Regions from separate parts of the Mus musculus genome. Here all the other regions are linked to region 4. A link is a loop called in an ENCODE intact Hi-C map of the cell type or tissue named here. Cell type or tissue: heart. All regions are shown on one strand. Links, peaks and the distances in the headings refer to the core of each region. The heading gives the core; the rest is flanking DNA. Region 1 holds the start of Map3k1 (mitogen-activated protein kinase kinase kinase 1). Region 2 has its middle 29 kb from the start of Ankrd55. Region 3 overlaps Map3k1 (mitogen-activated protein kinase kinase kinase 1). Region 4 holds the start of Gm15323 (a long non-coding RNA gene). Region 5 overlaps Gm15322 (a long non-coding RNA gene).

The links. Hi-C counts contacts between places; a loop is a spot of excess contacts. Peaks named below come from ENCODE experiments on the same cell type or tissue, not always from the same donor. Only the 100,000 strongest peaks of a DNase experiment are listed, where the experiment ranks them.
Region 1: it touches region 4 in a loop (2.0-fold over the local background); 5 of 42 quality-filtered maps call a loop at or near these places.
Region 2: a loop joins it to region 4, with 2.3 times the contacts of the local background. A loop is called at or near these places in 10 of 42 quality-filtered maps.
Region 3: a loop joins it to region 4, with 5 times the contacts of the local background. A loop is called at or near these places in 6 of 42 quality-filtered maps.
Region 5: it touches region 4 in a loop (2.0-fold over the local background); 3 of 42 quality-filtered maps call a loop at or near these places.

The regions. Positions count from the first base shown.
Region 1 is chr13:111,803,177-111,809,200 of GRCm38, reverse strand. It overlaps Map3k1 (mitogen-activated protein kinase kinase kinase 1), which reads left to right and starts at 208. Exons shown (of 20, transcript NM_011945.3): 1 at 208-698. The coding sequence starts at 232. It overlaps Gm15327 (a long non-coding RNA gene), which reads right to left and starts at 63. Exons shown (of 3, transcript XR_382912.2): 1 at 1-63. In heart, for the core only: CTCF peaks have their summits at 1,941 and 3,012; DNase peaks (open chromatin) are centred at 1,140, 1,320, 1,750 and 3,980; H3K4me3 peaks cover 1,621 bases; H3K27ac peaks cover 2,068 bases.
Region 2 is chr13:112,256,809-112,262,832 of GRCm38, reverse strand. No RefSeq gene overlaps it. Among named protein-coding and RNA genes, the nearest start is that of Ankrd55, 29 kb to the left of the region's middle. In heart, for the core only: a CTCF peak has its summit at 3,214; a DNase peak (open chromatin) is centred at 3,242.
Region 3 is chr13:111,786,022-111,792,045 of GRCm38, reverse strand. All of the region lies in intron 1 of Map3k1 (mitogen-activated protein kinase kinase kinase 1), which reads left to right. Among named protein-coding and RNA genes, the nearest start is that of Map3k1, 20 kb to the left of the region's middle. In heart, for the core only: CTCF peaks have their summits at 2,972 (motif pointing left) and 3,723 (motif pointing left); DNase peaks (open chromatin) are centred at 2,846, 3,655 and 3,996; H3K4me3 peaks cover 1,193 bases; H3K27ac peaks cover 2,043 bases.
Region 4 is chr13:112,000,035-112,006,058 of GRCm38, reverse strand. The region is part of intron 1 of Gm15322 (a long non-coding RNA gene); the gene reads right to left. Gm15323 (a long non-coding RNA gene) reads right to left here and starts at 5,050. Exons shown (of 3, transcript XR_382920.1): 1 at 4,966-5,050. In heart, for the core only: a CTCF peak has its summit at 3,321; DNase peaks (open chromatin) are centred at 2,438, 2,948, 3,068 and 4,668; H3K27ac peaks cover 1,752 bases.
Region 5 is chr13:112,048,321-112,054,344 of GRCm38, reverse strand. It overlaps Gm15322 (a long non-coding RNA gene), which reads right to left. Exons shown (of 3, transcript XR_382921.2): 3 at 4,391-6,024. Among named protein-coding and RNA genes, the nearest start is that of Gm41061, 9.8 kb to the right of the region's middle. In heart, for the core only: no CTCF peak of the experiment used is centred there; a DNase peak (open chromatin) is centred at 3,254; H3K27ac peaks cover 900 bases.

The sequences.
Region 1 (6,024 bases), core at 747-5,746, 200 kb after region 4:
CCGGCGCCCGGTTCCCCGCATTGCCCCTGCCCTCCCACCTGCGCCGCGCGCCCGCCCGCCGCTCCGCGCTCCCGGGCCCCGGCCGGGAGGCGCGGCCCCGCTCGCGCCCGCGCCCGCGCCCTCGGCAGCAGCGCGCGCCCGCCCACCCGCCCGCCGCTCCGCCCGCCCCCCGCGCTCTCCCCGCCCCCTCCCTCCCCCGCAGGCACGAGCGAATGTAGCCCGCGAGAGAAAATGGCGGCGGCGGCGGGCGATCGCGCCTCGTCGTCGGGATTCCCGGGCGCCGCGGCGGCGAGTCCCGAGGCGGGCGGCGGCGGCGGAGGAGGAGGAGCTCTCCAGGGAAGCGGCGCGCCCGCAGCGGGCGCGGCGGGGCTGCTGCGGGAGCCTGGCAGCGCGGGCCGCGAGCGCGCGGACTGGCGGCGGCGGCAGCTGCGCAAAGTGCGGAGTGTGGAGCTGGACCAGCTGCCGGAGCAGCCGCTCTTCCTCGCCGCCGCCTCGCCGCCCTGCCCATCTACTTCCCCGTCGCCGGAGCCCGCGGACGCGGCTGCAGGAGCGAGTCGCTTCCAGCCCGCGGCGGGACCGCCACCCCCGGGAGCGGCGAGTCGCTGCGGCTCCCACTCTGCCGAGCTGGCGGCCGCGCGGGACAGCGGCGCCCGGAGCCCCGCGGGGGCCGAGCCGCCCTCTGCAGCGGCCCCCTCCGGGTGAGCGGCGGGCCGGGGCCGGGCGGGCAATGAATGAAGCGAGCGGGGCGCGCTGCTCCCGGGGCTCCGCTCGTTGGGGGTGGGGGGGGAGCCCGCGTCCCCGAGCCCTGAAGGTCGGGCGGCGCCCGGGACGGCGTGGGGACGGGACGGGAACGTGCGGGAGAGTTTGTTATTGTTTGCGGACATGTGACAGGCGTGGAAGCCGCGAAGGTGCGGGGCTCCCCGGGCCGGGTCCTGAGAGCCCCCGCGGCGCGAAGTGAGTTTGGGGGGCTCGGAGCGCGAAGGTGACGGCGGTGGGTCTGCGCGCTGTGACAGCCTAGAGCCCCTCGGCCCCACGGGGACGCGCGCCCGCGGGCAGGTACCGGGCCGGGCTCCGGCGGCGCGCCCCGGGCGGCCGGGGGATTCCGGGGACTGCGGGGGGGGGGGGCGCCTGTCAAAGCGACGCAGGCGGACGCTGCGGGCTCGCGGGGCGGCCGGGTCTGCGGGGACTCCGTGGCTGCCCTCGCTGCGTGTCCTTGGGAATTCCTCCCGCACCTCGGGGGCTAGAGCGCCCGGTGCTGGGAGTTTGAATCCGGCTTTGAAGTTAGCTTTTGGCGGAATGCTGTGGGATCCAGGACCGGATGTGTCAGCCATTCAGCTTCAAAGCTGTGGGGACTGCGCCCCGCAGCCCCGCTGCGTGGCGGGGACAGGGACGGTGCGGGGCTGCCGCTTTGCTCGCAGGGGTCTTCCGGTGCACCAGAAGTAGGATGTGCGTAAGATAGTTTACACCAACGGCTCTTTGGCCTCGCCCTGTTTTGGCTACTGGAAAGTTTTCTGTTAGAGGAAATTCTTTTAAGTATATGATACTTAAAAAAAAAATCTGATGAAAATACACAAAAGCATAAAATCTTGATGGATGTGTGAAGTTGCTGGATATGTTTTCGTCATCGTCACCCTGTGGCCCCCCGTAGAATTTCTTGACGTTTACTGTGGGTGGAGAGTGTTTTATTGTGTGTCGAATCTGACAGTAGGAATCCTTGGTTTCGGTTAGTTATCTAAGTAATTTGACCCCCTTTTGTGCTCTGGATTGTTTAAAATCACGGTCCGTTTATTACTTGGAGGTCGTTTTCCCTCCTCCCAACCCCCAAGCCCAGTAGTAAAAAGTGTGTTGACCCCTGGCTGTGGCAGGATTGGGAGGAAGGTAGGCAGTAAGCAGCCCCGATGCAGCTTTTCTGTGTGTGTGCCCTGTGTGCACTTGTACACGTATCTTCCTCTAGGGTTTCCTGTTTCTGTGCAGATTAGATTAAAACTAACCAGAATAATTCTTAGGTGGCAACTCTTACTACAGATCAACTACAGATGAAAGAAAAAACAGTAACTCAAACTTTGAGGAATTAATTTTATCTAGTCCTGTGAGACCTGATTTTTTTTTCTATATGATAATACAGTTGGCCACACTTAAGCATTTATAAAGTCAATATAACCACCTATGAATATACCATGAGCAGCAACTGCAAAAATGACATATAGAACTTTAGTGTTGCCTCTAGAAATCAGAGGACCAAGGTGAGGGCAGGTAGAATTGAATACCTGAGTAATCTGCTTGATTTTTGCGCATTCTTCTCTCTCTCTCTTTATCTCTTTAAGCAGTGGCTTATAATTGTAAAAGCTGTCTTTAAAATAAATACTGCTAGCTAGAATTCTGTTGGTGCACCTCAAATGTTATATGTGATAGTTTCATTTGCTGTAAAATATCGATTGTCAATCCTTTTGAAATAATACTAACACCCCCCCCCCCCACACACACACACACCCCGCCTCCAGTTTTTGTAACTGGTTTGAAATTCATTTCAAATCTGCGGGTCTAAAACTTATATCATGAAGAAGGGGTTATCCAGAAATGTTGTTGTGTTTTGGGTTTCCTGTTGTGATGTTTTATTATTTTCTCATTTAAAATCTCGGGGAAATGATTATACGGCATGTAGAATCTCAGTTGAACAATGTGGTTCCCTTTTCAAGTAGCGCACGTTCATGCTTTGAAGAGGAAGATCTAATGCTGATATTTTCGGTTTGTTTTCAGTAGTAGTAGAGAGCCAAAGACCCCTCTGCATGTCTAAAGACCTAACGTATTTTTCTTTTGTTTTTTTTTTTTGTTTGTTTGTTTTTTGTTTTTTTTAATCCAGTTTCTAAACGTTGGATGTAGAAATTGAATGTTTAGAAAATACACATTTATAAAAAGATAAGCTATGGGAAATTCATTAAAGTCAAAGATTGCATGTATGTCTGCCCTCTCTCCTTCAGTAAAATAACTCAAGCCAGTGAAAGTTTGTCCTGTAAGTGGCGCCCAAGGGTTTGGGATTTTTTTTTTTCCCTTATGCCACAGAATAGGGGGCTTTTCCTTCCTAGTGACTGTCTTTGAAGAAAAATTACAGTGCTGCTCTGCATTGAACAGGCTGTTGTGAGGTTGGCAGATATAATTACTCTGTCCTATTTTTGTAGTTTCAACCAAACTATCAATCACTTTGCTGCCCCGTGAAAGAGCAAGCTATGCTGGGCCTGTTAGTGTTAGCCTCGTTTAAAACTAGCGATATTTCATAAGCCACCTCTGCTGCTCGGGCCTCAGTTTCACTTCCTTTTAGAAGCTGTTAAGCTAAAAATACCACTCACTGATCATTTGCTAGAGGGAAGGCATAAAAACATTAATAATAAACCTAAAAATAAGTCCTTTCAAACTGTGAGTTGGTGATTCTCTAACATCATAGATGTAGCCCCGGAAGTTAGCCCTGAGTGAATTCCTGAGCTCTGGGACTTAGGGTTTCTCTCCAGGTTTTGTTTTAAACTGGGTAAGGAAACTACTGTATTTTTAAAAGATTAACCTTATTAAATAGGATTCTGGAAGAGAAATATCAGAGCTAGAGTGGTTGCCAGCTTTTGTTTTCTCTTCATATCTGATCTTGGCAAGAGTGACTGGTTAACCAACATTCCTTAATATGTGATTTCCAATACACTATAATGACTCCATTTTGTGAGATAGGCAAACAGGAAGGAGCCCCATTGATTGATGCTTCTGTTCCTCTCCAAGTGTTGCATGTTGTGGAAATGGTCACTGACGTGTGGGCCTGAAGCTTGCAAAATGTGCAGAGGAAGGGGGAGAGAGAGAGAGAGAGAGAGAGAGAGAGAGAGAGAGGCTACAGTTTGCCTAGGAGGAGTCTGCTACCCTGTCCTTGACCCTGCTGGCCAATTCCAAAGGAAGAAGTCGTCAGGGAGAATGGATTATTCTGAGGAAATCTGAGGGATGTTCCAAAATGCAGTTAGTATTGCCTCTGCATTCTGCACTCGGGGCGCTTCCCTGAGCTGAGGGGAAAGCTGTGTTAAAGGAAGTGGGAAAGCGTGAATGGGAAGGTCTTGGTCCATGGCGGGCACTGCTGACCCCGTGCCTGCACTTTTCAACGTAGGATGATTTGTTTGTATCACGGGTGTCACATGCATCCTTTAGACTGGCCGTCTTCCTTGGCCCTGGCCTTTCTGTATCTTTAGTGAAAAGTTACAGTTGCTGAAAAATGTCAAGGGAACTGGTAAAGCCAGGAGGAGGTAGACAGACAGACCCTAGCATGAGCAAGGCCTTGGGTTTGATTGCTAACATATATGCAATATTCAAAACATAACAATGTCTTTCAGGCATATCTTGAGAGTATTTTTAGTCATGAAAAAGAGTCAGGACCAGAATTCAGGCAAATGACTCACCAGAAGCGGGGGCGTTAGTCTGGTACCCTCTAGACCACTAAACGTAGGAATTTTACCTATGGCTTAAAACACACTTGGCGGGTGTATGCTTTTAATACAGTTAGCTTCCTTGCCTTCTGTGCGGCTGACAGATTACATAGATCACCTTGTTTAATCGCCACTGCCGCCCTCTCAGGCATGGTAACTTGTTTGGGGAGGTAAAAATTATTTGGATGTAGAGCCCCCCCCCCCCCCGCCCCCCATGAACACTCAGCCACAGAGAGGAGTTAGGACTCGACCCAAGTCAGCCTGCCTCTGTTGCCAGCGCCTCTCATTAGTTTTTGCTGTTTCTATTTTTGTTTTCAAGTTAATTATTAAATTAATTTATGAACTTTAAGAAGGAAGTTGCTCTGTAGGAGTCGTGAGAGGACGGGCGCGGACTCTGCCCTGCCTGTACAGATCTGACACATTCTCTAACAGCCTTGCGTGGGCACAGGCATTTTACAAGTAAATACTATGTATGCCACACACACACACACACACCCCAAACCCCCTGCTCTGGCAAAGAGGATAAATGATTAGTGTTGAAAGTTTCTTAGATTTGTGCCATATTAAATCATAAGTGAAAGGAGACAAAGAAGCCCGAATAGTGTTCCCACTGTCTTAGATTTCATTCATTCAGTGTAGATGAACTTTGCGAGACAGTGGTCTGGCTGATCAAAAAAGGTCACTGGTACAGAGCCTGGGTTTCAGTTGGAGGATGGTAGAGTGACCGTGTTTTGTGATCCTATGTTAAGTGCAGAGTGAGAGATCGAGAGAGATAGTGAGAGAAATGGGGGGGGGGGGGAGAGAGAGAGAGAGAGCGCGCGCAAAATCAGTCCTCTGAACCTCACCTACAGCCTTAGGTGAATACATCCGTACCTTCCTAGCCCCTGAGGCCAGTTTTAAGTCAGTAGCTAGGAAAGCTGGCTTTGCCCCCTGCTTGGTATTCCTGCTCCTTTCCTCTGGTTGTTTGCCCTTCTCTGAGAAGAGAGGCACGCTGGGTTTGGGCAGCCTCAGCCATAGTAAACAGATACAGATCTGGTTCACACTCTGCCCGCCCGCCTGCCTGCCTGCTCTTATTAAGAGAGATGGAGACAGAGCTGCAAGTTCAGGCATGGCTTTTTTTATTCTCTTGTTCTAAGAGAAAATTAAAACAAGGGTATGGGATCCGGAAACTCAATACCTGCCAACACTGGTTTTAAACCTGGGCCCTTATTATTTGTCAAAGCAGCTCCTGATAGGAAAACAACTCGAGGGAGCGCAGGACGTGTTCCAGGGCGTGGAGTGGTCCGGTTAGGCTGTTTTTCTCTGCACCCCAGTTAATGCAGGTGCGTGCCGTGGAAAGGGTACTCAGCTCCAGCAGCATTTGAGTTGTTGGCTTGATACTATAGCCATTTGGTATTATAAACTTAGATGTGATGCGTTGCTTGGCAGAATTTTTAAGTCTTAACCGGGTGCACGGTTTAAAGTGCATGGCTGTCAGCTGGGAGTTCCTACTGTGGCCGTTGGACCTCTTGAAGGCTCGAGGAAACCCCTGGAGCCACACGGTACCAAATATACTGTCCTGTAGTTAGGATAAGAA
Region 2 (6,024 bases), core at 341-5,340, 260 kb before region 4:
CTTTGCACTCCCTTATATAGTCTAAATATGATAGGCACATTAACATGCTTTTAAGAAACCTATTAACCATTCTTTGCTAGCATTATGGAATAAAGTTCACCTTCAGGATTTAGATTTTTTATATAGCAAATCTAACTAGACGCTGGCTGAGGACCTCACAGCCATGTGCCAAGAAACAATAAAGCTGTTGACTCGGTGCTACTCATTAGATAGCATTTTGCTCAAAATAAAGTAGTGTGCTGGCGCTAATAGATAGTTATTGAGACAAAGAGTTTATTTTCTATACCTTGGATATTACCAGGCTGGGGAGCCACAAGACAAGCAGAGGAATACATGAAAGATAAAATAATATTGATTTAAAGACCTAGGACATGTGTAGCATTTTTCACCGAGAGGTTATAGTGAACATGGGCTGGTCCTGCGTTCCTCCATCTCACCCAGCACCCAGCCTTGGGACACTGTCATATGTGTGAGTTTTTATGTGGTATAAACAACTTAAAGGGAGGAAGTTTTAATTACATAGTGAAAAAGAAGTAAGCTCCTGGTTTCTGGGGGCTTTGTCTATGGCTGCTTGGCCTCGTGCACTTGGGATAAATATCATGGGGGCAGAAGATCTTCTTCACTGTGGACAAGAATGGAGAAAGGAAGAGGGGAGGAGACCGGGGCAGGTACAGCTCTAGAGGACATAGACTCAGTGACTTAGCTCCTTTGAGTAAGCCCTACCTCCTGCCTACCTTTCACTCTCTCTCTGTATTGCTGCTGGATAACCGAGCCCTTCAAGGGATTCATCCACTGGCTAGAGCAGAACCCTTATGTCTGTCTAGCAACACCACCACAGACACGCACTGGGGTGTGCCTCTCTACCCACCTAGGTTTCTCTTGATCCAATCAAGTTAAACATAAAAATAACCACCCCTGATGCCAGCAGAGTCAGAATTCTGTTTCTTCCCCTTTTGTTTCCTTCAGTTTTCTCTACTCTCAAAAGGATTCACAACTGCTTTCTGTTTTTCTGCCAAAGGTGGATGTGTTTGCAATGTTATTCTCTACTTCAAATGCAGACGAGGGCACCTGTGCTCCCTGGAGACTAGGTGAGTTTCTCGGGCCTTTTGTGCGTGCACTGGGGATCCTGGGGGTTAAATGTCACTCCTCTAAGAGAGCAATGCATCTTTCACCACATCGAAGAGCCTAATCCCACACTTTGTTTGAGCAGAGAAACAGGAGCAGAAAGCGTAAGAAGAGTTCTTAAGAAGTTCTTAAGAAGAGAGACTGGGTTTTGTGGCTGAAAGCTGACACCTAAAGAAGCAAAGAGGAGTCAGTCAGGCCTTACTGGGAAATGTGAGGTTGGCGGCCTGGGATCCCAGCACTTAGGAGAGGCAGAGGGAGGAGAGCTGAGATGAACCAGCACCATGAGCACCAGGGCGAGAGATGTCATAGAAACACCAGACTGGATGGATGGGTCGGATGCTGAGCACACCCATAGATGGAGCATCCTAACTCCATACGGCGCTCTGTGGCCTCAGACTTCACTGAAAGCTTTAGCCCCCTTTGGAGAGTCAGTGCCTGACCCAGGCCTGCTTGGTTGCTGTTTAGTGGTTTAGCTTCACCATGGACATCAGAAGAAAGTATGTGCCTTGGGTGACGATGTCACAGAATAGGTGGTGGAAGGAGATATAGTATTAAATCTTTGAAAAACGTATATATGTATTCAATGTACTGTAATCATATCCACTCTTCAATACTTCTCTCAAACTACCTCAGAACGCCACCAGCCCACCCTCCTCCCAATTTCATGCCTTCTTTAATTATAAATACTAATGTTACTAGTAACTAACTCCCTAGCGTCAATTAGTGCCTAAGCATGGGGACATAAAGTAGGACACAGGCAATCTATTATTGGCTACATTTCCCCCACAAATGTGACTCTGTCTCTCAACAGCCATCATCTGTCAGTGGCTTCGATGTTAGAAATGGAATGTTAGTTCCATCATGTAACCCCCTCTCCATCCATGCTGGGACTTTGACTGGCTTGATCTTATACAGGTCTTGTGTAGCCAGCCAGAGATGCTGTGAGTTAATAGGTGTGCAACAACTCTGTTATGTTAGGAACGCAGCACTTCACGGAACGTAGTGCCCCTCCTTATTCTACAGCTCTTACATTCTTCCCGTACCTTCGTCTGTCATGTCTTCCTTGAGCCTTGGATGAGAGTGAGTAGAGGTGATATAGAAGAACCATCTACTGCTGAATTCTCACACTCACTTGTTCACAGCACTTCTACAAGATCTGAGTCTTTGCATCAGGGCAAAAAGAAACTTCTCTGACCTAGCTTGAGAGCAGCACAATCTATGAGTGTAAATATAAATAGTGAGAAGGCAGCTTGACACATTACCATTTCAGGAAACACCATTAAGTCCCTCGTCTAAAACTGGAACTATCTAGATCTCTCTAGTCATAGTTTTTAACTCAGTTTACAGTGCCAGATATGAAGTCCCTCCAGTGAAATAGGTCTCAAATCCAATCAGAACATGATTGGTTACCACTACAACTATTATGTATCAGTGGGCACAATGCGCTGGCAGGTTGTTATGTGGGTAACACCACATAGCATGTGGGTAAGACCACTGTTTTCTCTTCCTGAGCCAACTTCCCAACACCCTCCAGCACCATGAAAACTAGCCAGCAGGAAGAGAACTTCCTGATAAGTTTGAGATTGAATTCTTGATGTCTTTCAACTAAAGTGTATGGTGTATTCAGCAAAAGAACTTCCCCCTGAACCCCACTTAGTTATGTTGGCAACCAAGATCAAACAACAGCCTACATAGTTCTGGATCCCTCCAGGGCCCCTCTGACCAATAACTTGGTGGGCAAAATTTCATGTCCAGCACTGAAATCTTCAGGAAGGACTTAAACAGAGAAGGAGGATCTAGGGTTTTGGCAGCAAAAGGACCAGAGAGTGAGAAATGGAAAACCAAGCACACTTTCTCTTGGATCATTTCTGTATAGTGCAGCAGAATTGTTTGCCACCCTGAGAAGTACAACAATAGCAGCAACAATAACAGCAGCAGCAGCAACAACAGCAACAACAACAACAGCAACAACAGTAACAGCAGCAATAACATCATCATCAACAATAACAAAACCAAGTCAAGGTGTGCACAGGCTAGATCCAGCCCTTCAGGTTACACACTGAGACTTGGCCATCTAGAGATGCAGTGCACTGCAGCAGCCAGTTGGGGTCAGAGGTGCTTCATCTCAGAGAGCATCCAGGCTTTGCCTATAGCTAGCTCTGTCTTTAATTTCTCAAACTTGCAAACCCTCTACAGTCAGAAAGCCAGTTTAAATTCTCTTGGAGTTTACATTTCTGACCAGGTAGAGCCGATGCCTGGGAAGAAAGAAGTGTCTGATCTCATGGGCCTTGGCGAGGAGATTGGTTTCAACTTTAAAACACTGAGAGTTTTGAGTTTTGTCCACTTGTTCTCGTCCTATCCCATGTACCTCTGTAGATTGTGGATACAGGGCTCTCAAGGACACTGAGCAGTCATGGACACAGAAAAATCATCTCCTTGGCTTAAGCGTGCAAACACCTGGAACGGAGGACTCCAGCCTAGCTTCCTAAATCCTTATCTCCATGGTACCCTGAACACATTGCTTAAGTGATATTGGTGGGTGTAATTGGCTCATAAGTGTTTATAAGCATCCAGGTCAGAATAAGCTTGTGATAACCAACTCTATATATCTCTTTCTGCAGCCTACCTAAGGGATATCACGGGGATAGATAGATGGACAGGATCCATTGTTAGGATTGTTAGGGCCATAAAAATGTGCAAGTGTGGAAAGCCAGGACCTTCCTCCTGTGTTAACCAGCTTTCTGTCACTACAACAAAATACCCAAAGACGTTCAAATTTACAAAGAGGAAAGGTTTGCTTTGGCCATGGGGTTGGAGGTACTACTTGGTCCTATTGCATGTGAACTTGTGTAACAAGGCAAGGTAGAATCATATCACGGTGCCGTGGTAAAGCAACTGTTGACCATGTGGTCAGAATGTGGTAGAAAAGGAAGAGGCAGAGAGGAGGGCCCCAAGGACTACACAACCTCCTACTAGGCCTCTTAAAACGTTTGTCATCTCCCAGTAATGCCAAGTTGACTAAGTCTTTAGTACACAGGTCTTTGGGAGGAGGTGGGGGGCGGCTTTCTAGATTCTAGATATAAACCGCAGTGTTTGAAAGCTGGTTGCGAAACATCTGCGTGCACATCGATGACGACATACATTAGCTGCTCAGCCCAGAAGGCATCTGTGAAAGAGGAGGGGTAATCTCTGAGAATCAAAAGGATCTTCCAGGATAAATCGGTCTAGAAACTATAGTCAAGAATCCCCCAAAGTGATTTTCCTGTCAAGGGCAAAGAAGACATTAAGTCAAAATTTCCTGTAGAATTTTTAATGGTTAGGCGATGGTGCTAAATGGCCCACAAAGCCACGTGACCTCCTTCCCTTTCTAATCCTAATCTTAGACCTTGAGAAAAATCTCAAACCTCTTTAGAAAGAGGCATTATTGTTTCTACAAAGTGTGTGTATGTGTGCGTGTGCGCGTGCGCGTGCGCGTGTGCGTGTGCGTGTGTGTGTGTGTGTGCGTGTGCGTGTGTGTGTGTGTGTGCGTGTGCGTGTGTGTGTGTGTGTGTGGTGTGGGGGGGGGAGTGAAGTTGAGGGACACCATCAGAAGGAAAGAGTGGCTATCTTTCTCCTTTGTGTCACATCAGGGACCATTGAACAATGTATGTTTGCTCATGTTTGTACAACGCAAGAATTTAAACCCATAAAATCAGCTTTGCTTAGGGGAGACAGTTTCACAGGCATAGATGATCATCCTTGCCGCTCCTTCAAAGTTGCTGGGAGACATGGTCAACGAGTCTGCTGGAGTGTAATGTTTAGAGCATTTTATTCACAGGGAGCATTTTAATCTACATTTTTATTGTTGTAATTAAGTGATTTGAAAGACATTATAGACCTGGTGGTGTTCTGGGTGTTTTGGGAAGATGGCCAAATACAGATGGCAACTCATTGGCTCTCTTTATGTAGCCCTGGCTGGCCTGGAACTCACTATGGAGACCAGGCTGTCCTCTAATTTAGAAATCTACCTGCATCTACCTCCTGAGTGCTGGAATTAAAGGTGTGTGTGATGATGCCTGTCTGCTGAGCTGAGTACTTCAAACTGATCTATGGGACTTGAAGTTAGCTTTAGGAAAAGAATTAACGAAGAAATCAACGACCAGTGAAGGCCTGGAGAAACAGAAGTCAAGAGGTGGAGTTGTTGCTCTGAGGATAATCCAGGGCTGAGTAAAGCTTTCTGGAATCACCAATCTAAGGCTGGCTTCTCAGAGGGGCATGAAAAGGCTGGTTCTGGGGTCTCTGAAAGCTGGAGCCAACTGCTGCTGCTGCTGCTGCCCCTGCTGCTACTACTACTACTACTGCACCCACAGGAAGAGCAGTAAACAGAAGGATTGGGTCCGTGCACTTCGGTCCTCACATCCTAAGCCACCCTAAGCTAACTGAGGTACTTACCTTTCTGTGCCTGCTTTCTTTTTCTTTTTTTCCACTTAGCACAATGATTTCTGGTTTCACCTATTTTCTTGCAAATGACAAGATTACATTATTTCTATGGCTGAATTGCACTCCACAGAGCACATGTATTTTGGTGTCTTATGCATGAGTCGTGCTGTGGTGAACACTGGCATGAAGATGCTTCTTGATAGACTGCTTTCATTTCCTTTAGTTATCCAGAGAGAGGTCTGGTTGCAGGACCGTTTTGTAAGTCTCTTTCTGGCTTTCTGATGGGGCCACCACACTGCTTTGCACAGTGTCTTATTGACATTCCCACCCACAGTATACACAACTTCTCTTTCTTCCACACCTCTCTTTGTTACATTTATCATTTTCATAAGGGCTATTTTTTACTGATATCGCTGGTTTTGTTTGTTATTTCCTGACGACGAGTGATAGTGAACTTTTTCACGCAGTGGTTTATAATTT
Region 3 (6,024 bases), core at 413-5,412, 210 kb after region 4:
TGTTTGGGGTTTTTTCCTGTTTTCTTGGACTTGTGTTAGAATGTTGTAAATGCCTGCTTTAACACTTCAGTCCGTTGTTCTGTGATCCTAACTGTCCTTTCAAATGAGCTTGTGCGGGTACCGTCTATCCGTTTTTGCGGCTTTCGCAGCATGCGTGTGCCTGGTAACAGTTAAACTGGGCTATTGGAGAAGCAGAGGGTGGCAACACCTAGTGTGTGATCTCTGAGTACTCCAGAAATGAGTAGAGCATACCAAAGTCTCAGTAATTGTTTAGACAAAACAGTATGAGACATACAGAAACACTTTCTGTAGCTTTCTCTCTTGCCCATGGGTAGCTTTCTCGGATGGACAGTGTAAAAACGTATCTATAAGATAGGGGAGTTTTATTTGATTGTTCTGTTTTGGGACAGAACACCGGTAAATAGTCCCGGCTTGTCCCCTCCCTCTCCTGGGCCTACAGTACAAGCCTGCCCAATCACCCAGTTTACTCCTTTGGCTTTTGTCTTGGTTTCTCTTGTGGTGCTGGGTAAGCAAGTATCACACCACTGAGCTATATACCCCAGCTCCAAAGTGCAGTCGGGAATAATGAACAGAACGGACCAAGTCTTGTGGCTTGGTTTAATTCATTTGTGTCTTTTAGTCACGTGCTTTTTTTTACCTACACCTTGGCTGTGTATCTTTGCCTGTCCCGCAAGTCTTGGGATAAACTTGGAAGCTGCGGAACTCAAAGCGCCGCTACTGCAGTAAAGAGAAGCCTGTGTGCTTAAGGACAAAAGACGGGACTGGGAGACAAAGCCGCTGGTGCAGCCACCTGAGTGTCTGCCTTGTTTTCTCTTAATTTACAGAGGCTTTTCCAGAATGGTGCTGGAAAACCGTATATCCACACTCAGACTGAAACTAGGCCTTTCACCTTGTACCAAACCACTCCAGAGTGAATCAGAGGCCTTAACGTGGACCTAATTGCTTTAAGATATAACGTAGACAAGACTTCCTGAATGGTCTGCAGTGGCTCAGAAGATAACTACAAGAATTAGAAAAGCTCCCACAACATGTTTCCCCCGCTGCTCATTGACAGAGTGAATACCTAGTATATATAAAGAACTAAGACTCATAAAAATAACCCGGTCAATAGTTACACAAATGAGTAGGCGGCTCTCAAAAGAAATACAAATGACCAGCAGGTGAACATGCTGAACATGGAAAAATGTCAGTATCCATAACCATTGGAGAAGTGCAAACCAAAACTCCACGGAGCTGGGTATGGTAGTGTATGGGTGTGACCCCAGCAGAGGGGAGTATAGGAGGAGGAAGGTTAGGTCATCCTCACTTACATAGTGAGTTCAAGACCAGCCTTAGCTACGTAAGACGACACTGTCTTAAAAACCCAAAAGGAAAGGCTGTTTTGAGATTCCTGCCTCTGGGAAACCAGCACCTGCAGCTGAGTTGGGGGCTGTGGCCTGCCGGTAGGAATGTTAACTAGTTTAACCACTGTGGAAGCCAGCGTGGAGGTTCCTTAGACAAACACAAGCAGAATTCCTGTGTGATCCAGCTGTCCCACCCCCAGCAGATTCCTAAAGAGTCTTAAGTCAGAATACAGCAGAGTTATCTACACTCTCTGCAAGGTAGACAGCCAGTTTAGGCGCCCATCCGTGGATGACGAGGTAAAGAAAGCGTGCTGTCAGCATACGCAAGGCAATTCTATTCGGACACAGAAAAACGGAGCCATGCTGTCTGCAGGAAAATGCACAGATGTTAAAGTAAGCAGGACTCAGATAAATACGGCATATTTTCTCTCTTCTGTGGAATTGTGTGTGTGTGTGTGTGTGTGTGTGTGTGTGTGTGTGTGTGAGTGACATACACACACGGGCCCCAAAGTAGAAAGAGGACTATTTGATAGGAAGGGGGCCAGTGGGATGAGGTATCGGGAGGGTAGTGGTGGACATCAGAGTATATTACACACATGTATGAAATGTCATAAGAAAGCCCACCACCCATACAGTTACTATGTGCAGACAGCATTGCTTGCTTCCTGCCAGCTCTATCTTACCCTGTGTCTGGGTTCGCAGTTCCTGCACTTGCCATCCCTGGACACCACCCCCCTGACTGCCTTAGTTCTCCACTGCCTCCCAGGTTGCTTGGCTGAGACGGCACAGCTGTCCGCCTCCCCGACACAGACTCTTGGATCTTCCTCGGGGCTGTGTTTTGTCACTAACTTCAGGAAAATCAAATTAACTAGATCACATGGGCAAGTTTCAAGCAATGGGAAAGCCCCCTGACTAAGGACAAATGATCTGGACTCAGGGTGGTTTCTTGCTAATCCTGCCTTGGTGTTTTCCTGGGGCCAAATTCTGTCTCTTTAAACCTCTTGCCTAGCATCTGACCTCCCTTCTCCATGCAGCGCCCCTCAGGGCACAGCAGATGTTTCTACCAGAGAAGGATCTTTTTGGTTCGGAGGCTCCTACAGGAAGGAAGGGCATTTTTTTTTCCTTCACAAGCATCTGCAAATACCAGGGGCATCCGTTAGCACTGCTTGTAAACTGAAAGCTGAGTAAGACAAATCTTGCCCTCAGGTAGACCCAGTCCGAGGAGGACAGTCCACCCTACTCAGCATGTACTTGCCTAGTCCATCCCTTGTGCCAACCTTTCTAGTAAGACAGTGATAGTAGACTTGAAACCCACTTCTGTCTTCATTCCCAGTCTGGTGGTAGGGACAGACAGACGAGTGAGGAGCTGTGTGCTGAGGAGGCTGGAGGAAGGTTCTCTGCACTGTTACAGGGGCTGTAGCCTGAGGGGAGCTCAGTTAGTGTCTAGGGCAGTATGGGGTGACTGACCATAGGGCCTTGGAAATGTGAGCCCATAGGCTGATAAAAGGGGTGGGGCTGAGGGGGTCTAGATGGGCCGCTCATCAGTTAAGAGCACTGTTGATTCACTCCGGTCCCAGTTAACTGTAACTCCAGTACCCTCTTCTGACCTCCTCCGGTACTTAAGCACACTCCGGATGCGCCTATGGACATGCAGGCAAAACACTCTCCCTTCAAAGGAATAATTCCAATTAAAAAAAAAAGTCCGCCGTGCCCCAGGGAGCACTGCATGAAGGGAGCACGGGCACCAGTCCTGGGGGGACACACCTCGGGAGAGCATGGTAGGGTTAGCTTTTGTTCTCCCTTCCCTCGTGCTAGGAAAACTCAGGTTCTATCAGAACACTGCCAAGTGGTTTTCATGTTTCAGTTTGAAAGTCTTGAGGCTTAGAACTGTGTCGTCCGTTATCAGCCTGACTGAGAGTTAAGTGAGATTGCTGTTCCTGACAGAGAGCATTGGCTGACCCGCGTGCTCACGAAGGAGTCGCTGTTGGTTTAGTGGGAATAATAGTTTCTGTCACACTCTCGCCCAGTACACGGTTGTTGTTAAAACTGGAAAGTGGTTCCGACGGGAGGTTTAGAAGCACGCACCCGACAGTCATGAGTCAAGCCCTGCCAGCGTAAAGCCATAGAAGTGTGATCCTGCTGAGTCATCAAAAGTGAAAAGACACTGGCACTTAGGACGGCTTCAGGGTGCCCCTGAGGTGAGGAAGGCATACTTAGGAAGACCTTGACTCCAGCTATATTTGGGGCAGGATGTCAGAGTGAGTGCTGCTTCTGTTCGAAGTGATTTGTGGGCAGGCTACCTTTGCTATTAATAATCGTCTAAATTACATTTTTAAGGAAAGAGCGCCCCCTACCGAGCAAAGCGTCGTTTTTCCTGATCCCCTTCCCTTCCTGTGACCTTCGGGTTTTCCAGACAAGGCAGTCAGCTCTAGTTGGTTCATCTTGCAGTAAAGGGGCAGCCGGCAGCCAGGATGCTCCTAACACCATCTAAACAGCACTTTGCACGTTTCAGTGTCCCAACCAACTGGCTCGTCTCATGATGGACACATTGGCAGAGAAGAAGAGAACTATTCTAAAGAGTGACTAGGGAGAGTGACATATGGCATGTGGCTGGGGCCATGATCTACTGGGAGCTGCACTCTCAGGGGTGGGGCTGCTACTGAGATGATCCTGTTACTGAGATGATCCTGTCACTGCAGGGATTCCTGGGATCCACCTGCAAATCCAGACCTACGGAGGAGTGCGATCCACCTGGGCCTTTTCAGTCTCAGGGTTTTAATAATAAATAGTGTGCTCTCTGCTGAGAAGCTGAGACATGGACGCTTAGCAAACATGCCAGCGTCTTAGCTAAGGAATGCTATTTCATAATTTTGTAGTCATGATTTTTAGAGGGTTGATACACTTTTGGTAACATGGCTTAATTAATTACTTGGCATGTATCTTAGATTTTCCACTTTGCTGAACTATACAAGCATCTGGTAATTTTTAAGGGATATGTAACCTACGGGCTGAATTGATCCGTACTTGCGACATGTTCCTCTGTATTATACAGCCTGTAAAAGGATTTATATCAAGATCATGAACTAATTAATACAACTACAGGGGCTGGCGAGATGGCTCAGCTGTGACAAGCATTTTTGCTCTTGCAGAGGACCTGGGTTTGGGTCCCAACACCAAGATGGCAGCTCACAGCCATCTGTAACTTGGGTTCTGAGAGATCTGACACTCTCTTCTGGCCTCCATGGGCAGTACTCAGACACATGCAGACACACACACACACACACACACACACGCACGCACATACACACACACAAATAAATCTTTTAAACCCACAACTTTAAGGAGTTAGAACGTGGTATAGAATGTGTGTGTGTGTGTGTGTGTGTGTGTGTTGTGTGTGTGTGAAGTCAGAAGCACCAAGTGTAATTCACAGGAGTCCAGTCATTTGTTTTGTTGTTGTTTGAGCTTAAGATATATCTTGAAATGACAGATGCCTAAATAATGAATATTAACTGACCGAATAGCTAATAGTCATGAGAAGATGGTTTTAAAATTATAAAATACTCGGTTATGGCAAAAGTTATACTTTCAGATTAGCCCTCAGAAGCTAATGTGAGCCAGGGGTAGCGATGATCCCAGCACTTGGAAGGGAAAGCTGGGCAGGCAGGCAGCTCGAGGCCATCCTTGGTCACAGTGGGTTTTAACTGATATATGCGACCCTGTCCAAAAGTGAGAAATAAGCCATAATTTCATGAGTTGATACAAATTAAGCATTTCTGGTAATGTTATCCCCGGTTCTTGGCAAAGTAGGCCAGGTGCCCACAAAGAGGCCTGTGCTAGAGAGTTGGACCTCAGTGTAGGATGTCACTGTGGCTGCACTGCCACCAAGCCTGGGCAGGCGCTCCTAGCCCCCCTCCAGCCCCTGATGCTCTCCAGTTCCCTGCACGCCAATATGGAGAGTGGCTCTGTGTCTTTTAAGGGATGACATTGATGATGCAGTTAATCTTCTATGAGACCGCAACAGTAATGTTTTCGTGTAAAACAGCCTGGAAACCCATGCTTTGCACTCGCTACTTAACAGCTTGAATGTTCTTAACAGCTTTAGATGTCTCTAAGAGAGCTTTGAAACGATGCCCATGCCTAGTAACTAAGTTAGTACTGTTCTTAAAATCATCAAGCATTGAGTGTCTTCCCGGGCCGTGTTATCACAGAGCGTGTGTGATCCACATAGCTTCTGACCAGATGGAGATCATGTAAGAGTCCCACGTTTAAATATGCTGGTCACCAAGGTTGCTCTAGGAAGCTTTGTTTCTGATGCCGTGTCCTCGTGCCGTAGGGAAATTGCACCTGTCATTTGACAGAAATTATATGATCCTAGTACCCACACTGAACAGACCCAATCCCTGACTCCTGAGCCCAGAAGAGCCTCCACCATAGTCTTCATGTTCTTCATGTTTCTAGCCAAGTATTACCTTCCGAACCCGATGGGAAAAGGCGGCAGTGGGGTGGGTAATGGTTCTATTTGGTGCTTTCATGTATGCAATAGTAAGTATTGCATACATGAAATAGTATGCAATAGTATATATGTATGTATACATATACATTCACATATATATGAAGCATCATGGTTTAGGTGGAAGGGGAGAAAGCTTTGAGGACA
Region 4 (6,024 bases), core at 380-5,379:
AAGTACATTGAAATGGGAATGTAAACAAGAAAATTTGCTCCACCCAGACAGGTAAGGCTGAGTTAACAAAATACAAAGTCACTATGGAATAAAAGTCACAGACGCAACCTCATTTCTCGGAAACAAACCATTTGCTCAAGAAGAACGAAGTGTGGGAAACTGTAATCAGGATTACATTTTTCTGCAGGTTCTCATTCGAGTCATAAAGGGGGCGGAAGACTTCCTTCACTAATGTTCTTAATACTGAAACTACAAGAGCAAAATAAAATCAGTGGGTCTGTGATGCAGGTCTTCCCTAGTTACAAAAGCGAAACGTTACCAGTGTTAGCCTCAGCAAATGACTCGCCTTTAGAGCCTTTAGGAGATGGGAAGGAAATGAAAGAGTCCCGAGCCCTGGATCACTGGACCATCTGCTGCAGCTTCACACTCACCTAATCTTCTGCATCAGATGCAGCCAGCTGTGCACCAAGGATATAATTTCCCAAGCGTTTTTCTCCAGTTACTATTGGGGCTTCAAGATCCGTGAAGCTCTTGCTTAGGCAACCAGAGCTGTAGCTTCCCTGTCATGTCTAGAAGCTGTTATCTAGTGGCAGATAATCTGCCTGCTGACTCTTACAATTGCTCCGTCCCCTCTTCCGCAATGTACAGTTCCACCTTAGGTACAGAGGTTGCATAGTAAATGTAGCAACTAGAGCAGGTACCCCGTGGTAGCTTATTCCCCGTATTTGGACCAGTTGTAGATCTCCATAATAGTTTCCATCTCTTGCAAAGGAGAAGCTTATTTGATGAGGCCTGGGAGCTATACTTGCGTGTGTATACCAGCAGATGTACTTAAAACAGTTAGGAATTGTGGTAGTTTGAATGAACATAGTCCCCATAGGCTCATAGACAGTAGCACTTTTGGGAGGTGAGGCCTTGTGGGAGTAGATGTGGTCTTGTTGGAGGCAGTGTGTCATTGAAGGTGAGCGTTGAGATCTGAGATGCTCAAGCCCAGCGTGTCTCATTTTCTTCCTGCTGCCTACAGATCCAGATGTGGAACTCCGGCACCATGTCTGTCTGCATACCACCATGCTGCCTGCCATGAAGATAATGGACTAAACTTGTGATCTACAAGCCAGCTCCAATGAAATGTTTTCCTTATAAGAGTTGTCATGGACACAGCAATAGAAACCCCAACTAAGAAATAATGTTGGTTTTCAAAAAATAGGGGTAGCAGGTTCTCCTCTGGGGCCAGTGACCTCTCTAGCTATGCATATTTGGCTAAGCTGACTGTACCACGTGTGAGTTCCATCCTGTTAAGCAGGCCTAAGCCCAGTGAGAGAGCTGTTGGTTACCCCTGAGCAACGAGTGCCACCATTGCACTATTGGGGTTCTCCTTGGGCTGGTCATTGCTGGTCTTCCCTGGTAGCTTGCATAGCACCCTTGGACACTATGGGAGCTAGTTCTCAGGGAGAAGGCTTTCAGATTGGTTCCATCTTGATCACTCCAAGCCTGGGGTCTGAACATGCAGTGTCTTCAACCATGGGTCTTACCTTCAGGTTCTAGGAGGCACCAAAGATGACGACAACAACAACAACAGTCTATACTGTTTGGATGTCTCTGACCAACAACTGGAAGTGAAGCTTACCATGTTTAGCACTGGGTTTTTGTTAACTGGTCTATGACTCTGAAGGGGAAGCATTATCATCCTGTGTCGTATAAAACACCCTCCCCCACACACCTCTTCAACATCAAGGAACTGAAACTTTTAGATGGGGAGCCATTGTCGGGTTTGAGTGACAGTCAGAGGAATCAGACCATGTCTGTCTAAGCCCCAGTCTTCCCTTGTACTATATTCATTAGAGACAACCTATGCCTAGAGCTGCTTGAAGACACAGGTTTCCTTCAAAGAGGGAGACAAGATAGAAGATGACCTCTGAACATCAGAGTTCAGTGGGTGTGGTCAAAAGAACTTCGAGGGGTAGAGAGTTTTTACTGCATACAATGGCCCAAGCAACTTGCTCTTTCTCGTCTCTCATCTCCAAATCTCTGAGTCTTCATGTAATGTGTCAGGCCAGGGAGCCCAGAGGGTCCCTGCCCTGCAGCATCTCCACCAGGACACCTATTAGGCATGCAAGCTGCATGCCATCTGATATCCTCTCACTATTTGTTCCCGATTTCTTCTCTGGGTCAGGGAGAGAGCTCTAAAACTGGACCAAGATCTTTGGTGACTGTTTTGGTTTTTTGTGTTGTTGTTGTTTTGTTTTTAAGCCTTTCTTCCTGGTTGTTCAGTTCTGTCGGAAAAAGCAAAAGGAGCTCTTTCGGAGTTGAGCTTGCTGAGGGTGGCCAGGGTTTGGCCATCTCTGCAAAGCTCGTTGTGTGTTTGCAAAGGTCATTCTCTGTACATGAAAATCCCAGCAGAGCATGCCAGAGCAGGAAGGCCACCAGCTTGCCAAGCATCCAATGTCCCAGTCACCTGCTCTTCCTGCCCTAGGAAGGATGTTGAACAATCTCTGGGGTAAAGACATCAGATGGAATTCGTTTCTTTCCCTGCTCTTAAATCAGCTTCGGACATGGGGGTCTCAGAGCCCCCGCTGACTCCTCCTTTAAGGGCCAGCAGCTGCCGTGTGTGTTGTACGAAGCGAGATCAGCAATATGACATTTGTGGCCATCGCAGAGTACAGGTCATTGTGCTCTGGATGGGATTTCTGAGATGTCATCCTTGGGGAATACCCTTCCTGAGTAATACAAAAAAAAAAAAAAAAAAACAAGCTCTGTGGGCAGAGGTCCTGAGTGGGGTGGAAGTGCACAGTGAGGTGGGGTGGGGGATGTGGCATATAGTGAGCGAGTCACGAGTCACTGACTCTTTAGGAAAGTGACTCTGCTGACAGGAGAATTAGGGCGGGATGATTTTGGCACGCCCTGTGTTGTGTTAGCTGTGCAAACCTTTTCTTTCCTTTGAGCAGTCTCTTTCTAATTGGGTGGGAGCGTCTCTTCTCATTGCACAGAGACCCTGGTCCTGTCAGGTGTTCTGGAGGGTGTGGGAGGGATCCACATGCGGCCTGTGTGGCCAGCCGACTCGCAAGGGGTTCTCTAAGGAGATTTCACACTGCAGCTTTCTGGCTGCTGGCAGCCTCTCCATGTTTCCCCCAATGCATAGTTTTCTCACATTCGTCAAAAGCAACTCTTATCTCTACAGTGTGTTTTAAAGAAAAATGCAGAGTGTCACCGGGGACAACTACCATCTGGCAGGAAGCTGCCAGGCCACGTGAGTGTGTCATGACTGAAAGTGCTTCCCTTCCCAGGGCGCCTCTCTCTTGCCGCTCAGTGGGCAGCTAGGAACACCAGACCCACAGATAATAATGATTCCAATTACTTCCTGTCCGTTTCCCATCTCAAGAGCGGCTGTTTCTACCACACACCCTGCCTCTGTCACCCACACTCAATAAATATAAACACAGCCCTCAGGAAGGGCAAGATGTTAATAACAGGCTCCCTCAAAAAAAAGCCTCCAGAGTCCCCCATACCAACCCTTGTATCCAAGTCAATGCCCCAAGAGAGTTCTACCATGTCCACTGGATAGGACTAGTGCTGCAGGGGTGTGGCTGTCTAGAAACACCACAGAAAAGGCTCCTGCCAGAAACAGACCAAAAGTGCTCAAAGAGACAGCCAGGTGTAAAGATGACCAAATATATGAAAATATACCCTTAATGCATATTTAAGTATATGTGCATACATCTTTTCTCCCATTCTGGTGAGTCAGTCACGTATGCAACTTACATCTGCTAAGTGCTCACTGTTATATAGGACAAGAAATTTTAGACACTGCGGCTTCAAGAAGAAACCGAATTCCCTGGCTTCTGAGGCTGATATTTTGATATCATTGTGTATGTCCGTGTGTGTGTGTGTGTGTGTGTGTGTGTGTGTGTATCATCATCATGTAAGACATGAAGAAACAATTAAGCAGGGTGCTAGAAAATGGTGGAGATTGGGAATGGGAATGGCATTTTTCACATCCAGTCAGGAAAATCCTCACAAATGGGACCGACAGCTGAGGAGACTGAAGAACAAAAGGAAAAGACACAGAGGAAAAACAACCCAGGCAGAGAAATAGGCTAGGCGCATGCAAGGTCCCGGGGTGGGGCTTGCTGCATCTGTGATGTCTTGGTTGCAGTAGCAGTGAGAAAAAGGCATGTAAGAAAGTCGTGGGGGTGGAGACTGAGTTCTGAACCTGTGTCTGCCAGAGGCAGGGCTCTTGCCCAGGGAGAGCCTAGGTGTATACGCTTAGCAGAGTTGCTAGGTAAAGACAAGCACCAAGACCCCTGAGATAGTCACTGTTGGCAGCCCGCTTCTCATCCAGGCTGAGGAGGGAGTTGTGAGTCTCAGTTCTGGCCCAGCAACAGTGGACTTTGAGATGTAGCTACCAGAGGCAGGAAGGTTGAGCCAAGCCAGGCGACAGACCCTGGAGGTCCGTCCAAGCTGGGCTCCGCTTAGCTGAGCCAACAGGGACGGCAACCCCTGGGGCACTGCCACAGATCTTGTCATCAAAGCCCCTGGAATTCAGAGTTTCCACGCATCCATGTGTCCACACATTGAAACTTTCAGCTTGTATCCTGGGAGGAGCGCGAGGTCATCAACTCTGGCTTGCCAGGGCTGTTTGGAGGAAACCGGCCTGCGTTCAACTCTTGTGCACCTGCACTGGGTGCGGCTATTTCTCTGCTGGTTGCCACGGAAACAGAAACAACAGCTGCTACAGAAAGCCCCTTCACACCACAGCCCTACAGCCAACGGCAGCATCTTTGTCTCTTCCCGTTTCCATCCTCCCGAAACTCAGAGCCTAACTGGTCTCTCACTGAGTAGAAAGGGCTCTCAGAGCCTGGCCAGCTTAGCTTTACCACAAACAGCCTAAGCAGGCAGCTCACGGTGTGGTCACAAGTGACCTCAGAGATGACAACCAAACATCCAGGGTGTGAATACTGTCCTTACCATTTCTATCGTTTCTATCAAATGAGTATCCTGAGGATATTGGTTTCTCATTCCACGTGGCAAAGGCCCAATGTCCGGAAGGCAGTTAATTGGTTGTGGTAATTTATGACAACTGATTGTTTTGCCGGCAACTGGGAAATGCATGCCTTGCTTTGTTAACTCACAAATGGATATCGGTGACCTCAGAGGCTTTTACTCTGAGGTAAAGCAAAGAAAGCAAAAACAAGCAACAGCCACCACCACCACCACCACCACCACAACATTGCTAGCTTATAGTTCCTCTTTAAAAATACAACAGGAAGACCTGAGGCCCTAGGTATAGACTGCCTTCCTTCCCTCCATTCTGTTAGGACCTTTGAGTTGGGGGTGGGGGGTGGGGGGTTGGGAGATCCTCAGAAAGGGAGAAGGGTGAAACTGTGGTGTCTCTTTTGTTCTCTCTGCAAATCTGCAAGTTAAATACAGCATTTCCCACGTGTTCTTAATGAGAAAATTAAACCCCAGAGGGGTTAAGTGCCACGTCTGGAGTCTCTCAGGAAACTGGACTCGAGTGGGAGCCCAAATGTTCTAGTCCATACGACCCAGCTTAACTGCAGCTTCCCTACAGGGCTCTGTGCATGACCTTAGAGGTACTCTGTTAATCCACTAGGCGGTCCCGACCCATACCATAATCAGGATAGCTAATAGCAGACTTATTTTCTCCAGATTCTGGAAGCAGGAGATCCCAGATTAAAGACTGGGCAAGGCTGGCTTCTAAGGCCCCTGTCCTTGGTCTGTTAATGAGGTTTCCTTCATCCTTTGTAGTCACATGGTTTTGCTGTGTCTGTGGCATAACTTTTTTTTTTTTTTTTTGAGACTGTCTCATGTATTCTTGGTTGACCTCAAATCCAGTAGTAGACAAGGAGGACCTTGAACTTGTGATTCCCCCGCCTCCACCTCCAGAGTACCGGGATTACAGGCATACACCACCACACCCGCTTTATGCTGTTCTGAGGATCAAAACCATGGCTTTGTGCATGCTAGACAAACACTCTACCAACCGAGACACATCCTTGTCTGAAA
Region 5 (6,024 bases), core at 521-5,520, 48 kb before region 4:
CCTGGCCTTCTGCCTCTTGGCTTTGTCCCCGCCCCTTACCTAGAAGACACCAACCCATTAGCAATCAAATTCAAGATTTGCCTGATCCCAGATCTCCCCCAGGTTCTATTTGAGGACTTGAATATGTCCATGTTCTTTAACTTGCTCCATTGTGTCTCCATCACCCTGAAGGTAGTTAAGGTCTCATCCACTTTTAAGAAGAGTGGATGATAGGTTACAAGTTACCCACCACCACCTGGTTACCCACCAGCAGACAGGTGGCTGAGCTAACCAAGACTGTAACCCTTCTGGGAGGGTTTCCCCACAGCCCAGTGCCTCCCAACAACCAACGAGGCAAAATTCCTGCCACCGGAAAGGTCAAGGAGATAGAAGGGATACATGTGCTTCCTATGCCTTCTGCAATACTTAGTAACTAAAACCAACACATAGTTGTTCAGTGAAGGACTTGGGAGCCAGAAACTTGCAATGGATTCCGCTGGGCTAACAGAGCATTGCTCTACCTGGAGGTAGAGAAGCCATCTTCTTGCCATTTCTAGTTTCTAATGGCTGGCCACCTGCATTATTGGTTCACATTTCCAACGTCCTTTTTGTAAACATAAGGAGACACACTCATAGGTTCTGGAGATGAGGGAGCAGACATGCTTGGGAGGTATTGGCTCAGCCAACCACAGAGGGCTGCTCATTTGTTTCCCTTGGAGAACTAGGAATAGCTGCCGATGTATGTTTGTCCATACGAGGCCTCTTCCTTCACCTCTGCCCAAATCAAACTTTCCTTTCTCCTTGGCAGGAAAGCAGGTCTTCAGAGACACACAAGTCACAAGGAGCTTTTTCTAGAAAAGAGGTTCTGCAATAGACCACAGCGCCCACCAGGTCCACCATCTTTCCTGTGTAGGTGGTGGAAAGAGAGAGAATTCAGGTTCCCAAGCAGCAGGTGGCCTGAGGTTCATACATTAGCTTCATTGATTTGTCAGGATGTCTGAAGCGAGGGAGTCTATCCGTTGCCTCCAAACCACCCTCTTACACTTGGGCTGCAAACCCCAGCTATGTCACTATTGTGTCCCCTTGCACCCCATAGCTGCCCCATTTCTTTCCTTGGTCTCCACAAGGTCCTGCAAAATGTCACATTCCCCATCTTAACCCATGACACAGCTGCTCATCCACCGAGTTCCAGCCAGTCCCACATGGTCTGTAAATGGACTCTTCATCAATTCAGCAGGAGCAGCCATGTTCCTTGTGCCTTCTGTTCTCGGGCTATGTGCAGTGGCTTCGTTAGCCCACTTCCGCTAAAGCCTCGGTTTCCAGAACACACAGGCTTTCTCTAAGGCAGAAAGGTTATCAAAGCAACCCAACCCCTTAATGGAATTTTTAAAAAGAAAAACAAAACATGAAACTAGACTAACACTTTCAAATCTCTCAAATAGCAGCTGGAGACCGCGGCTTCTTCCTTGAAACAATAACCCACTTAGTATAACTGCTTCTGTGCCATATCCAAAAGCACTGTGTGCCACAGAAGGTGACTAATGTCATAGTTACTTTAAGACAGGATACAGACTTAAAGGAGAGCTGGAGACTTTTAAGAACAGCACAGAATGAAAAAGCAAAGGCAACTTTCTCTTCTGGTTGCTACTTGGCAGGTGCATGTGCACAAGTGTGTGTGTGTGTGTGTGTGTGTGTGTGTGTGTGTGTGTAAGGCAACCCGATAAGGTACCTTGTAAAGGACAGGACAAACAGAGAAGCCTGTGGACTAAGAAATGACATAAACTGGCTGCCGATAACAGGATGCTAATCGGAGCACCCACATAATCACTGGGGATTTAGTTTGACTGAAGCAGAAAGTAGGAGCAAAATTCTGGCAGGGCCCATCTTACTTAGCCTATCTGTCTTTTCTGCCCATATGTACTCTGTATCCTTCACCCCCTTCCCTGCCATTTACCTATTTTTCTCTCCAGCTCCCTGTGACAGGAGATCAGTGTTCAGTCACGCCAATATTGACTCTTCTCAGTACTCCAGTGAATACTAGTTTGAATTAGACAGATCCTATAGAAGTAATAACAATGCACGCCCCTCTGGGGTCATATCAAAGGACTAGTTATGACACTCTGTGAGTCAGAGCAGTTGGGTAGTAAGAAAGGATGAAGGCCACCTCCCTGTATGGTGTCGAAGAAGGGCAATGAGGCAGGTGACAAAGGCCTGCAGTGGAACACCAAGTCCATCTCTAGCCAATTGGGTCTCCTTGACCTCTGAGCTTCAGCCTCCTGGGTTGTGAAATTAAAGACACAGTGTCAGTCATGGGATACAGTAAGATGAAGGAGTGGCCAATGATTATTTAAACTAAATAACTCCTCGTTGAAGTCTTTCCAAGAAAGAAAATAGAAAAACCAATCAAAATGGAACAATTGAGATGCAACTCGTGGGGGAAAGACAGCCTGCCTCATATTCCTCCTCGTGGGCAGACTTCCAAGGCAGTCTTCAAGAGTCCTGACCCACATAAACACCATCACATTTATTTAATCAAATATATCTACTATGAAAGTATTTTAGAGTTGTATTTACAAGTTTAAACCCATTGAAGTTACGACAGGATACTATTACAGTTGTGTTTGACCTACTCATATGACCATCAGAGAGTTTCTTCTGCCTGGTAGTCAAACAGAAAGCCATGCCATGAGACGGGAGGATTTGACACATGGTTGTAGGCTTGAAGATTGAGAGGACCCCATACCAAAGAATGTGGGTATCTCTGGGAGCAGAGAACAGCTCCTGCTAACAGACAGTACGCAAACAGGAAGCATAGTCCTGTGGGAGCAATAAGAACAAACTTGGAGGAGGTGAACTTTTAGTACCTCTATCTGAGAACCCAGTCTCCATAGCAGTAGACCCTACTCCTGTAAGATCCTGAGAAGACAACCCATCCATGTTGTGCTAGACTTGTGATCCACAGAAGAACTGTCAGCTACCCAGGGCTTAAGTAAGTTTAATAATAGAAATGCATGGTTAGTCATTAGAACCAAGCAGCACATGATCCCTGGGTAGGTAGTTGAAAAACTGAACCAGATACTGTCTACCTACCGCTCCTAACTGACAGTGTCTCTCCAAGATGGAAACACAGCAGAGACATTATGTCCAGAGAGAGGAGTCGGCATCACAAGGAGGCTGGCAACGAATACAAACCGAGATGAACTTGGCCGAGGAAGCTGGTGGAGTCCATCTGTATCCGTTGGGTTGTTCCCTTCGAGTTCTCTGACGTAAAGGAGGAAATTCATGGGTTACTTCAAATCTCACCAGTGTTCCAATGAAAACAGGATTATTGCCCGTGGAAACACTTCCTGACTTGGAAAAATAGCCTCAACCTGTAAGACCCTAGCGACTCCAGGCACATTCCAGTGGGACTCCATGGAACTGCTCTCATGATGTGGAGACACGGTAGAGAAGTTACAGTCAGAAACTTGGATTAGACTCCCAGCCCTGACACCGGCTACTTCTGTGCCTCAGTGGTGGCCACCACTTCCTTGAGATCTCAGTTTTCTTACCTACAAGGACAAATAAGAACTCGTCGTGAACAGGCAACACGGCAAAGAACAGGAACCAGGACTGAAAAAAAAAAGTCACAGCACCCATGAAGAGTAGGTGTGTGCCTGAGAGGGATAATCCAAGAGAAGCTACTGGGCGGGGAGGTAGGCCTGCAGGCCGCTGTGTGGGTAAATTGAGAAGCCTGACAGTTGGTGCAAGACACAAGGACCCACGCTGTAATTCTGCTTTCAGTGGTCTCTCAGTATCCATGAGTGCTTGGTTCTAAAAACTCTGCTCTTGCCCATCCTCCTTGACACAAAAGTCTGCCCGAGTTTAAGTCCTGTATCTGCAATAGTACAATGGTTGGATCTTCGGGTAAAAGAATGTGTGTATGAAGCAAGCCAACTGTATGGATCAGGAAGAAGTGGTCGTCTGGGGTAGGGAACGGAAAGAGCAGGAGTGGTCAGAGAGTGATAAAATGGCCGAAGGCTAGATTTCGATTATGGTATTTTGAACTGGACATATAAAATAAGTGTGGTTTATGGTATATTATAGATGAAGCTGTTCATTTTAAAGCATTCAACACAAGTTCATGAGGGAGTAATACAAGAAACAACTCATACACTAAGCCCACATCCCAGGTAGTTTGACTTCTCCTCCTGAGAGCAGTGAGCCCAGGTAGGTTAGGACTTAACCTGGATTTTCTCTAGAGACATAGAAAGTCCTTTTAGTCCTCAAATCACCGGGTATAGTTACTCCACTGTAAGCTCGGTCAGATTAATAACTATAAATGTATTAGGGAAAATGACAGAACCATATATATATGTATATGTATGTGTGTGTGTGTGTATATATATATATATAAATGAGTGGCTGGAGCACTGATTTCTTAACCTTTATTCTCTACTCTGTCTTCAGCATAGCTCTCAGATTGAAAAACTGGCTGCTTCATGTGTCTAAGCACAAAACTGTGCTCCGATTCTGCAGTGATTGGCTGTAGTATTCACAGCACCAGAACCAGGAACTTCTGAATGAGTGCAGCCCAGGGCAGTAGCATCAATATCACCCAAGAACCAGGGAAAAGGTACTAAACCTTAGGGTCTACTCCACATGCACAGAATCAGAAAATGAGGGTAGGTGCCAGTAGCATGGTTAAATGAAGTGCTCAAGGCTATTGTCAACATGCTAATGTCTGAGAAACACTGTTCAGGGTAATGATATGCACGTGTACACACGAACACACACTTGTATGTGCAAACATACAAGCCTCACTTTGGGAAGCCATATCAACTGGGAGACATACTCCTGACCTGTGAGTACAGAAGACACGATGGTAAATATGAGGTTTGAAATCATCCACTCACATCTCTTCCCAGGCTACTTCCCATGAATCAATGTGCTTTGTCACAATGAGCCAGGGTAGCAGGGACCTCAGGCAGTCTGGACAATCCAAGTTAACTTTCACCAGGTGCCTACACTAGTGTTGGGGGAGGAAGATTAGAAGGTAGATTAGAAAAGGCAACATGGACGAATTTGGCCGAGAGCAATGGCCTGATACAATGACACTCATTTCCCAAGGTCTTGGGCAGCATGAAGAAAAGTCACAGTTTCCCATTACCCAAGCCAGAAAACACGTCCTGAGAGGCAGAAGGACTGAAACAAAGCTTGGAGTCCAAACAAATAAAATCACAAAGGACCTCAATCCCAGAATTACCACAAAGTGCTGGGTGTCGTTACAAGTTCTCAAAAGCCCAGGCAGGATTAGCCGTGACTGATGGCTATCAATGCAGGTTGTCTAGTGTCCAGGGAGAGAGCAAGTCCATCTCAGGAGAGGTCAGGGACAGTCCATAGGTGAGGTCAGACCAAGGACCCTCTCCCAAAAGCCTGGCTCAAGAAAATTAAATTTCCTCATAGAAGAACCATTAGTAGGAAAGGAAGAGAGAAAGCAATTTTCTTGGTAATAGAGATGAGATTTTGACATCGAAATAACCAGCCCATTATTAACCCCAAAGAGACCTCCACAAACTGGAGGGACCTGGTGATCTGTGAGGCAGTGAGCTAGGTAGCAATTACAATTTTGGCAGCAATCTGATTCATAGCTGTTCATAAAAGTATCAAACAATATGTTGCCGATCTCATAGTTGTGCCTTGTGCAGTGCATTCCTCCTGGCTAACAGGAACAGGAGGGAGAAGCAAAGGTTGGCCCTGGCTTAAGAGAGTTGACCCACTCCAGGTTTCAACACCAGGTGCCCTTGTCCCATTCCGGAGTGCTTCCCCTTCAGCCTAAAACATCTCGACAGCTGATGCTGCTTGGCCCAATGGCCCACCCAGGCACAGCTGTTAACCGGAGAAGGTGGACATGTGCTTACAAAGTTCACTTATCATAGAATCAAAGATCATCTAGCCCGCCCCTCCCACTCACAGAAGAGGGAAATCAAGGTCAAAAAGGCTAAATTGCCGGCTCACTTTAAGCAAGGCATGGCACTAGAATCTCATCTACTCCAAGTCCAGATC